2 separate regions of the Homo sapiens genome follow, and region 2 is linked to region 1. The links are chromatin loops, found by intact Hi-C in ENCODE. Cell type or tissue: psoas muscle. All regions are shown on one strand. Each heading gives the region's core, and the rest is flanking DNA. Links, peaks and the distances in the headings are about the cores only. Region 1 has its middle 8.2 kb from the start of DAPP1. Region 2 overlaps C4orf54 (chromosome 4 open reading frame 54).

Evidence for each region. Hi-C counts contacts between places; a loop is a spot of excess contacts. Peaks named below come from ENCODE experiments on the same cell type or tissue, not always from the same donor. Only the 100,000 strongest peaks of a DNase experiment are listed, where the experiment ranks them.
Region 2: a loop joins it to region 1, with 5 times the contacts of the local background. A loop is called at or near these places in 11 of 110 quality-filtered maps.

Annotation. Positions count from the first base shown.
Region 1 is chr4:99,807,197-99,810,105 of GRCh38, reverse strand. No RefSeq gene overlaps it. Among named protein-coding and RNA genes, the nearest start is that of DAPP1, 8.2 kb to the left of the region's middle. In psoas muscle, for the core only: a CTCF peak has its summit at 1,653 (motif pointing right); a DNase peak (open chromatin) is centred at 1,655; H3K27ac peaks cover 1,004 bases.
Region 2 is chr4:99,651,591-99,654,499 of GRCh38, reverse strand. It overlaps C4orf54 (chromosome 4 open reading frame 54), which reads left to right. Exons shown (of 3, transcript NM_001354435.2): 2 at 1-2,909. Among named protein-coding and RNA genes, the nearest start is that of C4orf54, 4.8 kb to the left of the region's middle. In psoas muscle, for the core only: no CTCF peak of the experiment used is centred there; DNase peaks (open chromatin) are centred at 369, 1,429, 2,139 and 2,459; H3K4me3 peaks cover 2,500 bases; H3K27ac peaks cover 2,500 bases.

The DNA of each region.
Region 1 (2,909 bases), core at 200-2,699:
CGCCTCAGGCTCCCAAAGTGTTAGGTTTATAGGCATGAGCCACAACGCACAGCCTGTTTCTTTATTGTTATTGACTATACCAGGGATTAAAGTGCTCCCAAGCACCCCCTCACCTTTGTATGTCACTGGTAAAAAAGATTCTTATATTAGAAGGAAAGTTATTCTAAGTCACTTTTAAGTTCCCTTTTAACTTTGAAATAATGTGACTTTTTAGAAACAAATACCCAGGGTTGCTGAAGCTATCCTGCACACATACATAATATATATTAGGCTTTCTTGCTGAAGCTGGGGATGATTTATATTTAACCAAACACCTCTTAGCACAGCAAATCAACATGCCTTCAGATAGAGCAGTGTTAATACATTATTCCAATAATGTTAAGAGAGCACATGTGTGGTTTAAGAAGAGTGCTGTGTTTTGCATGTCTCCTAATTTCCTAGAACTTCACTCTGGCTTTCTTAACAGGTAATGCAAACAGATTAAGTGATATTATGCTCCCTTCCGCAAAGGCTTTACTTCAGCACTTACTTTACCATTTTTAGATGCAGTGTCTTAAAAATATGCAAACATGTGCACTTGTGGGTGAGTGTGGCAGATGCTGTTTGTGCTGGTGAAGCAAGGCACCATCTGCATGGAAAGGTCATGCTTAATTGTGTCAGCACTGATTTCTGAGTAATGAAAGCCTGGACAAAAATGAAACTTCAAACACACCAGCATTTTTGCATTTAAGTCTGCAAAAGTAGCTGCTAACTCAACCAAATGAAATTAAACAAGGTTACGCACTTTTGGATCCTGTGGGCCCTATCCAAATACTTTTTGTCTTCTTGTCCACACTTCATCTGAAAAGATTGCTGTGTTAACTAACGGGAGCTAATGGCAAATAACAAAGATAATTTGACCAACTGGCCAGCTGAGATATCTCCCAGATTCTTAGCTTCCACGAAGCACCAGGGTAGATTCAGCTTTTGAAAATGGGTAAAATTTGAAATCGTTCATGATAATGTGTGTGAATGGAGCAGCTCAGCCAAAATGTCAGAACGTTTGGTCTACCTTGGGGTAGGACTTCAGAAATGAATAAGAGGAGTCTTAGAGCTTTTCATGGAGAGCATCTTAGAGGGAACCTACTTCAGTTCCCCTATTTAACAGGTTGGGCAAGTGGGGTTGGAAACTATTAAGATACTTGCCTGAGATTTCACCCCTAGTTACAGGGATTCTGGCACTTCTGACTGAGCCCAATTCTTTCCTTGCTGAGTCCAGTAATAATACAGCTAACTTTGGTGCTTTCTTTTAAATCACAAAATGTTTTCCAGGCCAGCATTAAATTAATAGAAAGCTTGAACCTCAGATGTATGTTATTTGTCCATTTGAAGCCTGCGTAAAACAAACTCCGCGGGAGTAAAAACTGTGGCTTACAGGTCCTCATATGACTTACTTTGAAACCCCATCAAAATAAATATTTCTTAAAATAGCCCTGGAAGCAATGAGAATGGACATTATAGAAAATATAGCCTTACTCTAGCGCTCCCCTCGCCACCCCCAACCCCCGGGTGTATTTAATTTGTGGATTCGCCCTACTGGCTGTGCTTACTACACCTCTTCCCCTCCACTTCCACAGGCAGGACCTCTGTGATGAGGATATGCTATCACTAGGTGGCAGTAATACCGCGTTGGTGGGCGCGGGGGAGCTGTTTTACCTGAAGTCAAGATTAGATCCATCGCTTTTTCCTTCCTCTCTATGAAAGTATAGTTCTTTATTAAAGTAGCTGAATTCAGGTGATACTACCCAACACCACATTTGTAGAAGATTCCTTAAACGCCAGACTACTAAACCATTAAATGATTCAGGTATAATTTATTACCTGTCTCACCAAGTTTTAAATGGTTCAATTCTTAGTTCTGCTCTCTTTTCCCTTTAAAGCTTTGAGACCTTTACTGAAAGAATTTAAATGAGTAGGAAGTGATTGAAATCTAAAAATTCAATTTTATACCTAAAAATGATTTTCATTTCTGCAATTGCAATATATTTTAAGCACTTACTTTTTCCTCAGCTCATTTGGTAAATATAAATCTTCAAAGCATTTCAATTTTCATTTAAAATAAGGAATGTAGGTGACTCTAAAACTGCTAACGTAGAGCCCTGTCACAGTAACGGTGACTGGAAATAGTGAAAATTCTTCAGGGTTCTCAGCGTTACAGTGAAGGCAGCTTGGGAACAGCTCCCCGATTACAGAGACAGTGACTCAGCCACAGCAACAACTTTGAAGTAGATTTTGTCACTGTTCCTGGGTGGCCCATGGGTCTGAGTTTTCTCTGTTAATCATATAAATATGAGATCTTTGGTATTTTAAATATTTTAAGGGTGGTAAAGAGAAGTTTCTCTTAACATGTAAATGTTTTTGTTCTGTCTATCTAAAGGAGACATTATAGAGATGATTTTTTTTGAGATGGGGGTCTCACTGTGTTGTCCAGGTTGGTGTTGAACTCCTGGCCTTAAGTGATCCTCCTGCCTCAGTCTCTCAAAGTGCTGGGATTACAGGCATCCGTCATTGTGCCCAGACACAAAGTGAATTTTATCCAGAAGGTTAGGTGGGGGATGGAAGCAGGAGGAAGAGCAAAATTATGAGGAACTATGAGTGGTTAAAAAAAAAATGTGAAGAGAGCAGGAGAACTATAAAAGAGAGTACTGACAGGATGGTGTGATAGGTGACTGAACCAGTAATCCACCCGAAGCAAAAAGGATAAACCTGGCCCTGAAGGGGGCCACATCAGAGCAAAAATAAAGGCTTCAGAAGACCCTGGAGGGTGGGGAGCATGGAGGTGACACACTGGAAGCTGAAAGCTAAGGGCTGCAGCAGGGCTTCTCCCAGGACAGGCTGTGCACCACCAGCCTCAAAATCCCCAAGGCACA
Region 2 (2,909 bases), core at 249-2,748, 160 kb after region 1:
CTCGGCCGGAGCAGCAGCCCCCCAGCCACAGACCACCTCCACCGCCTCATCCAGGAGCCTTCCCACCTCCCTCAGGCTTGCTGCGGCCCCGCCACAGGGGCTGAAGAACTGGGAGGTGGTGGCAGCAGTGGCAGCAGTGCCTACAGCCTTGGGGCCAGTCCAGATACGTGGGACCCTGCTTCGGGCAACTCTGCAGCCCCTCCGGGGCCAGAGACGGACCCAAGACTTCCCCAGCGATCACCATTGTCTCTTCCTGTCGCTGAAACCTGGGCAAGGGCTCATAATGGAAGCTGCCCCTCCTGAGCTGAATTCGAAAGCAAGACAGGCGGAGGTGGGGGACGGGGTGAGCAGTGCTCAAGACAGCCAGGAGCTCAAGCAGCAGCTGTGGCCACTTCCCAAGCCTTCAGCCTCCTCCCAGCGAGAAGCGAAATATGTGGACATGTGTGCTTCAGCTGAAGTCCAGAGGGAGAGTCCCCAGACCATGAAACTTACCCTGGGGCACTGCCCTGGGGGTCAGAGGGCCTCTAGGAGCCCAAAGGAGAAAGCCCAAGATGAACCCAGCAGCAAGACTCCAAGCCCCCAGAACAATCCTGCCTCCTCCCAACTCTCTAGATCCCAGCACTCTGCCTCTGAAGAGGGTGGCAATTTCTCATCTTCCTCATCCTCCTCCCCGATGAACAAAGCAGAAGAGGATGGCCTTTCCAAAATGGAGGACTCCACCACATCCACAGGGGCTCTGGCCACCTCCTCTTCATCCTTAGGCTTCGAGAGTGAGAGTGGTGAAAGTGAAGGTTGCCAGGCCGTGGGAGGAGAAGGAGAGAAAATATCAGGAGGAGGGGGAGGAGGAAAAGGAGGAGGGGGAGGAGGGGCAGGAGATGGAACAGAGTGCAGGGACATTATTGCCAAGTCCCAGGGCAGCAGGGACCCCCCCAAAGTCGAAGAGGCTCACTACATCACCACCCATGAGATCCAGCTGAGTGAGGTGGAACAGGACATGGATTTCGACGTGGGACTGGCCTCCCGCTGGGATTTCGAGGACAACAACGTGATCTACTCGTTCGTGGATTATGCTTCCTTTGGTGGCAGCGACGAGACCCCAGGGGACATCACCAGTCTGACCGAAGAGGACGACGACAACAGCTGCTACCTCAGCACCACTCCCAGCACCAACACCACCCGGACGCCCAGCCCTACAAGCAGCGACCTGGCCCGCCCCAATGCAGGCCGCAGTGGCCGCGACACCAGCAGCACCGAAGTGGGCAGTGGCCCCTCTGACAGTGGCCCCACTCCCCCACCCACTGGGCCTGGCACTGCCCCCCTGACTGAGCCCTTGCCTGAGACCCCGGAGGCAGCTTCAGGGGCAGCAGCCGCCGCCGCAAGCAGCTGTGGGAGTGCAGCAAGCCAGATCCTCCTATCAATCAAACCGGCTTCCCGGGCTATAAATGAGCCTAGCAACGTGCGTGCAAAGCAAAACATTATTTATGCTGCCAAGCATGAAGGCGACATGAGCCTCCGCGTCTCTACAGCTGCTGAACACAATTCAAGTTCGCTGAAGCAAAACCCGGCTGCAGCAGTGGCTCAGGACCATGCAAAGAAATTCATTGCTGTACCTGCTCGCCTGCAAACCAGGTGCGGGGCCATCCGGGCGAAGGAGCTGGTGGACTACTCCAGCGGAGCCTCCAGTGCCGTGAGCGAACTGGACGATGCGGACAAAGAGGTGCGTAACCTGACCTCCCGGGCCTTCCGGAGCCTGGCTTACCCCTACTTTGAGGCTCTGAACATCAGCTCCCGGGAGTCCTCCACCACGCTCTCCGAAGTGGGCTTTGGGCGCTGGTCAACTTTCCTGGACTTAAAATGTGGGGGTGTTGGGGCCAGGGTGGAGCAGAGCCTCCTCAGGAGCAGCGCGGCCTCTGTGGCTGCAGGTCTGAGGAAGGGCAGTGGGGCCCGGGCCACTGCCGACCAGCTCTACATCCAGTCCAAGAAGTCTCAGACCAAGGCCTTGGAGTTCGTGGTCAGCAAAGTCGAGGGGGAAATCAAACATGTGGAGACGCCCCTGTGTTTCCAGAAGCAGGTCCAGACGGGCTCCCGCGTCGTCACCCTTTTGGAGCCCCTGAATGTACGCAGTGAGAGCAAAGCCAGCTCGGCCCCTGGGCCCGGCAGGGCCACCAAAGGCCCCGGCAAGGGTCCCGGGTCGGCATACACGGACGACGGCTCCGAGACCTCCGAGGGCAGCAAGCCCACCTCCCGCGCCGATGGCCCCCAGAAGTCCAAGTTCGCCTCCAGTCTGCTCAAAAATGTCATTTCCAAGAAGATGCAGCGGGAACACGAGTTCAAAATGGAGAGGGGAGAAGTCATGGATACATCCCACCACCTCTCAGGCACCTCCAAGGAGACGGAGGGCGCCCGCGGGAGCGAGAGGCAGCGAGAGAGGGGCCTGCAGAGGCAGAGCTCTCGTCACTCCGAGGCCGGCTCCGAGTACACAGTGGTCAGCATGTCCGACGCGGGCGGGGAGGGGTCCGTGGCGGGCTCCAAATCTCCAGTCTTCAAAGCCAGTACTCCTCGCGAGCGCAACGCAGGCCCTGGCCGGAATTTCACCGATGGACACACAGAAGTGTGTGAAATTAAAAAGAGTGCCTCAGAGACCGTCAAGGGCATCTTCCTCCGTAGTCAGAACAGTGCGTTCCGGTCATGGAAGGAGAAAGAGGCCGAGAAGAGGGAGGAACAAGCCCCTATAGGGAAGCTGAAGCTGCCCAAAGGAGGCGACTGGCGGGCTGATCTCGGGGAGATTTCTGCCAGCAAGAACACCATCATGTCTCGCCTCTTTGTCCCCAACATCCAGCAGACACCCAAGGACAAGCAGCCGAGGAAGCAGGCCACCAAGTACCCTGCTGCTCAGGCCACCTCCACAG